Regions from separate parts of the Mus musculus genome. Here region 1 is linked to region 2. A link is a contact called in ENCODE POLR2A ChIA-PET data. All regions are on one chromosome and are shown on one strand. The core of a region is the stretch at or near the end of the contact, and the rest is flanking DNA. Distances in the headings are between cores, read along the strand shown. Region 1 holds the start of Arl2 (ADP-ribosylation factor-like 2). Region 2 holds the start of Ehd1 (EH-domain containing 1).

Region 1 (3,113 bases), core at 382-2,881, 140 kb before region 2:
ACGAGGACCTCAGGACTGAAGTTACACAAGGCTGTGAAGCACCAAGTGGGTACTGGGCACTGAACCCCTGTTCCCTGGTTCTTCACCACTGCACCAGTTTTACTTAGCCTCTTGCTTTCTACAGGTCTACTGTTAGCAGACTGGCTCCTGATGCTTCCTGAAGCCTCACTTTGCCAGGTAGGTCTCCGAAGACCCCCTTACTGCTCTCCACTGGCCGGGTGGCCCAGCTTCTGCTCTGCTCCGGGCGCTGCTGCTCTTTCCTTGGCCCTCTCCCAGACCCCATCCTGTTACCCTCATCTGACTTCACACAAGCGTCTACACCTGGGTCTCAGCACTCCCCAGCTGGGCCATCCCATGATCGTTTCTAGGCTGATGGCTGCTACCTACCTGCCCAACAGTCAGGGTTGGTGTCTTCCCAGGGACATGCGTCTCTCATCTCAGCAAGTGGCTCCTTGTCCTTCTGAACACTCTGGCCAGAGACCAGTTCATGCTTGGCTACATCTCCCTCATTGTCTTCTCCCATTCAGCAGCAAGTCATAATACTCTCCTACTACCACCATGGTCTAAGCCACCATCCTGTGCTCCCTTCATAGTCCAGCTGCCTAAATGGCCCCAGCCCATGGGCTCTCCCTCTCTCCAGCTCTTTCCTTCTCAACCTTTCTTGAACATGCCTGTCTTATCCTCCTCCAGGGCCTTCGCACTTGCAGGTCCTCTGCTTACGTTTTCCCAGCTCTCTCTACCTCCTTGTGGACTCTATTCTTCTCATCCTACACTACATATCTTACTTGCTTTATCAATTTTTTCTCCCCTTTCATCACAGAATATCTGAAATGAAGCCTTTTTCGCTTCCCTGTTTTACCGAATTCCCTAACATAGGTGCTTGGAGGTCATCTAATGAGTGTCTTTCTCAGAATTGTCTAAAACACGCACGAGTGGTAAAGTTCTACGTGCACATTAAATTTCCTTTTCTCCCTCTGCTACTTTGTGGATCGCAGATGCCTAGGTGGCCCGGCACAGTGCAAGACGGGTGATGCAGGTGCCAGTTAATGCGGTGAAAGGTCGCTGGTGGCCTTAAGTGACAGCGGGACCTGTGGCCAACCGAGTCCACGCCTACTCGCAGGAGCCTAGGCGGTCCTCGAGACCCTGGGATTCCGACCCTAAGGGAAGCGCCAAGGCCTACACCCGTAGATGAAGGGGAGGGGGTCAGCGCCAGGGAGGAGCAGGGCCCACGCTCGGGCCAGCCCGAGGCAGCGTGACGTCCGAGTCACCACCACTGCGTCGCGCCTCGCAGTGATACTGGAGTCCCAAGTCTAGGCCGGGCCTTGAGACCACCGGGCTGCCTTCTGCACGCCAACCCCCACCCCGCAGAGTGGTACGGCCCTCCCCGGCCCCGCGCCGAGCAGTGGTAGCGCCGCGTGCGTGACGCACCACCGGCAATAGGTACCCACGGCGGCCGCGCCCCCCCACGCCCGGCTCCGCCCACCCGGCGGGCCCCGCTACCCTCGCGACCGCTCTAGCGCTCGGAGGATACAGCATGAGCAGCCGCAGCTCTCGCTCTTTCTGCTTCATCTTCTTCAGAATGGTCAGAAGCCCCATGATCCCGTAGCCCCCTCCCGGCCGCCGTTTCTTCTAGTCCCGGGACCCCGCTCCCGTCTCCTATTGGCCAGCCTGGCGCTTGTGGCCGCCCTCGTTGTCACGTGACCACAGGAGTGCAGGGCGTCGCCCCCTAGAGGCGCTGCGGCGACTTTGAAGCCTGCTGCGTTAACCCTTGTCGGGAAGGCAGAGGGTTGGTGGGGACAAGGGAGAAGTCCCTAAGCCTTCCGACTCCGAGGCCTCGGTCGGATGCCAGACAGAGGCTGACTTTCTCGAGCAGTATCTCGTCTGGGTAGGGAGTAGCCGCGAAGAGATTCTGAGCTAGGAGTCGGAATCTGGTTCCACAAAGAGCTGACGAATCATCCGGGGACTGTAATACGGTTCCCACCAGTGCATCTTGTGACTTCCATTCATTTACCAGTGACGGAAAACCGTTGGTCCTGGTCCGGGACTCTGTCGGAAATGGCTCTGTGCGTTCACTTGAGGATGATGACTCCCCCTAGGGGCCATTTCTAAATGTGCGGACAGTATGGCCTCCTTGGGTTGTTTAGAGTTCCAAGCTCCCCGCAATGCAGGGACCAGACCCGCACAAAGGATTGAGTGCTATCTAGGACCCTATCAGGTTGAGACGCTCTATCCCAACTGTTAGGATAAAACTGGCAGGGCAGAGCCTGTCTCAAAAAACAACGATAAAAAACCTGAAGCCCACCTGGTGCTTAGCCTCATGGCTGCTGGCATGTACTAGCTGTACAATCAGATTATCTTCAGTAAATGACTTTGACAAGAGTTCTTTAAAAAAAATTTTTTTTTCTTTGCTGGTTGTGTTGGCACATATCTTTAATTCCAATGCCTGGGTGGCATAGACAAGTGGATCTCTGTGAGTTTGAGGGCAGCCTGGTCTGTATATATATTGAGGACAGAAAGGGCTACACATCTGAGACCCTGTCTCAAAACAATCATCATTGTTGTGTGTAAACTCTGTATGTGTGTGTGTGTGTGTGTGTGTGTGCGCGCGCGCGTGTCTGCACATACCACTGGAGATCAGAGGACAACTTTGTGGAGCTGATTCTCACACTTTTTTTTTAAGATTAATTTATATGTAAGTACACTGTAGCTGTCTTCAGACCCCTTAGAAGAGGGCATCAGATCTCATTATAGGTTGTTGTGAGCCACCGGTGTGGTTGCTGAGATTTGAACTCAGGTTAAGAGCAGTCAGTGCTCTTAACCGCTGAGCCATCTCTCCAGCCCCGATTGTCGCACTTTTATGTGGGTTCCAGGCAGGGAATTTAGCATCAGACTTTCTCAGCAAGTTTTTTTTTTTTTTTTTTTTTTTTTTTTTTTTTTTTTTTAATTGGTGAGATTTCTCACTGGCCCAAAGAGTTAGTTTCTCTTTTTTTGTTTTTTGTTTGTTTTTGCTTTTTCCGAGACAGGGGTTTTCTCTGTGTAGGTTTTTCTCTCTTTCTTTCTGGCTGTCCTGGAACTCACTCTGTAGACCAGGCTGGCCTCGAACTCAGAAACCC
Region 2 (2,980 bases), core at 367-2,866:
CACACAAAAAAGGAGAAACTCCAGATCAAAGAAGAAGCCTGGCCCAGAGCCTGCAGGCAGGCTGGGATTTGCTTGTCTCTGGCAATGATCTCTGAACCTTCCCACCTTGCCTTCTCTGGATCCCACTTGACTGAGATCCCTCAATATACACACGGCTCTTTCTTCCTGTGAGATCCCACTGTTTTCTCCCCGCCTAACCCCACATAGGTGTCTAGCTCACAGGCTTCCAAATCAAAGTTTTCAAGTGGGATCCAAGGCTTTCAAGTTCCCATGATTTTCTGTTGGCTCTAGTGCTGTTGGGGATGGGCCCTACTGGCTTGTGCACGCTAAGCAAGTGCTTCTACCACTAAGCTATGAATTTAGCCTCATCGATAAATATTTTGTCTTTTTTTTTTTTTCTTTTAAGACAGCGTCTGTTGTCGAGGCTGGCCTCAAATCGATGGGTTCAAGTGATCCTCCAACCTTTCCAAACAGTTGAGACCACAACTGTGTGCTAAACAACTCCTCCGGTGCCTTTTAGACTTCTCCAATGGCCCTTAGATCCTCCTGCCACTTGGGTGACCTGATATTAGTTACCTAACAATCATAGTCCCCAAATCTCTGACATCACCCACTAGACACCAGCAGACACAGCCAAGGGGGCTTAGGTGTGGCCAGGTATGATGGTGGGGAACAGCTACCAACTGGAAACAGGTTGGGACTCAGAACGGAACAAGAGATGGTACTGGTGGTGTCCCTGACAGGAAAGCGGAAATTTTGGGGCTTTTAATTTCCCCTAAGTTCCCACAACATTTCATTGTTGCTCAACACTGCCCCTCTTCCTTACAAAGGGTATTTCCGATTTCACTTCCTCCAAACTCATCTAGCCAGAAAGCTGCAACTTTTTACCCCATTCCGCAGCTGGCACCGCCTTGGTGAAAACTCCCCGCTAGGTCACGTCAATTGTTTCCATTGCCGTGTCCCTCTCCCATCAGTCTGAGTGGAGTCCCAGCGCACTCTTCCTCCTTCCTTACCGATATTCCTCTTCCCGGTGTCCTGTACTCCCTCGGCTTTCCCTATTCCCGCTGTCCTGTCCCTCTCCAGAGTCGCTAAAAGACCAAAGGGTGAGGCTCCCGATGCTTTTGGGAGTTCCTAGCCAGCGGAAACACTGCAGTTGGGGAGCGCAGCTGAAGTACTTGGGGGTGTCCGGAAGCCCACACGTGCTAGATGGTGCTCAGACTTAGTACATCTCGACGCCAGACTCTGGCACCCGCGACCGCCACACTTCCACGAGCCATCCCTCGAGGGGCGGAGCAAAACAGGTGCGGTTGCCAAGGCACCGCAGCCACGAGCTCGCGATATTTGAAATCAGCTAATGGGAAGCAGAAGAGGACGTGGCACGCGAATGGGGCGGGGCCTGGAGGGCTCTTCCCCCGCCTCCTCTCGGGCCAGCCTCGAGGCGGCGGCCAGCGTGCGGGAACGCCGGGCTCCGGCTTATTATAAAGGGGCGGCTCGACGAGGTTCGCGCGACCCTCGGCAGAGGGCGCTGTCGTGGTCCTCACGCCGGCCCTCGAGCCTGCGCCTGCGCGGTGCGGGCAGCGCCCCGCCCCCTGCCCCTCTGCCCTCCGCCGGCCGGCCGGCCCCTCCTCGGCCGCGCGCCCCAGTCCCGCTCAGCCACCGCTCCGTCCTGTAGCAGCCAGCCCCGTCTCCGGCATCATGTTCAGCTGGGTGAGCAAGGATGCCCGCCGCAAGAAGGAGCCGGAGCTCTTCCAGACGGTGGCCGAGGGGCTGCGGCAGCTGTACGCGCAGAAGCTGCTGCCGCTGGAGGAGCACTATCGCTTCCACGAGTTCCACTCGCCCGCGCTGGAGGACGCTGACTTCGACAACAAGCCGATGGTGCTCCTGGTCGGCCAGTACAGCACCGGCAAGACCACCTTCATCCGCCACCTGATCGAGCAGGACTTCCCGGGGATGCGCATCGGGCCGGAGCCCACCACCGACTCCTTCATCGCGGTCATGCACGGCCCCACCGAGGGCGTGGTGCCCGGCAACGCGCTCGTCGTGGACCCGCGGCGCCCCTTCCGCAAGCTCAACGCCTTCGGCAACGCCTTCCTCAACAGGTACCCACCCCTTGCCCCCCAGCGCGAGGATACCAAAGGCCTCCGGAGCCATTGCCCCCAGCCGGCCTTTGTCTCCGAGAGCCCCCGCCAGACCCTAGGCGACCACTCCCAGGGACACCGGCTTTGCTGCGTCCCACTAACTACCCGAGAGAAGTTAGAGACTAGGCATCGTCCACTCTTCTGGCTTCTGTCATTCCCAGAACCTTCCAGGTTTTCAGTTTAACTCTCACATCCTCCTGCAGACCCCAGACCTACTTCCCACAGAGCGGGGGGCTGCTGTGAGAAGATGAACCATTGCTGTCCCCCCTTTCTTGTTCCTCATTCTGGAGGCACCCAGCTCATTCTCATGAATCCCCCTCCTCCTCTGGGGTCCGTTTTTAAAGTGTGTGTCCTGGGAAACCTCGAGACTTAGATGTTCCTTTTGCTAGTGTGTCACTCTCTGCGTCACATCTCCAGGGACCAGTGGTTTTGTGTAGGAAGGGCGCGGAGGCTATGCTTTGGTCTGCTGATTTGGGGGCAGCCCCCTTTGAAGGCAGGGGATGAAGGAGTCCCAACACCCCTCCTAAAAGCAGCACTTACGTGAATGCCAAACCAGCCAGGAGTACAGGAGACAACCCTGTCTCAAACACAACAAAACAAAAAAAGCTTAAGTCAGTGTTGCCTCAGGAGACTTCAGGGACTTCAGGGGGTGGTAACACTGTGGCTCCTGAAATGACCAGACCCATAGTCTAGGATAGATTGGATAGACTTCGTGTGTCTCCTGGAGTCTCAGCTTAACCAGTTCCCGGTGAGTTAGAGTCAGCCCCTCAGGATGCTATGAATGAATCACAGTGGCCTGCCTGAGGAGCTCTTAACACCCAGGATCTTTAAGGGCATTGGGG

Evidence for each region. ChIA-PET counts read pairs that join two places held with the same protein, here RNA polymerase II (POLR2A).
Region 1: POLR2A ChIA-PET joins it to region 2 with 14 read pairs in Patski. The contact joins the promoter of Arl2 here to the promoter of Ehd1 in region 2. POLR2A ChIA-PET finds 5 or more read pairs at or near these places in 3 of 5 experiments (Patski and embryonic stem cell).

What each region holds. Positions count from the first base shown.
Region 1 is chr19:6,139,506-6,142,618 of GRCm38, forward strand. It overlaps Arl2 (ADP-ribosylation factor-like 2), which reads right to left and starts at 1,632. Exons shown (of 5, transcript NM_019722.3): 1 at 1,532-1,632. The coding sequence starts at 1,596. LOC115489019 (a long non-coding RNA gene) reads left to right here. Exons shown (of 3, transcript XR_003952891.1): 3 at 125-2,409.
Region 2 is chr19:6,275,280-6,278,259 of GRCm38, forward strand. Ehd1 (EH-domain containing 1) reads left to right here and starts at 1,617. Exons shown (of 5, transcript NM_010119.5): 1 at 1,617-2,099. The coding sequence starts at 1,696. It overlaps Gm14963 (predicted gene 14963), which reads right to left and starts at 1,299. Exons shown (of 2, transcript NR_168273.1): 1 at 1,014-1,299.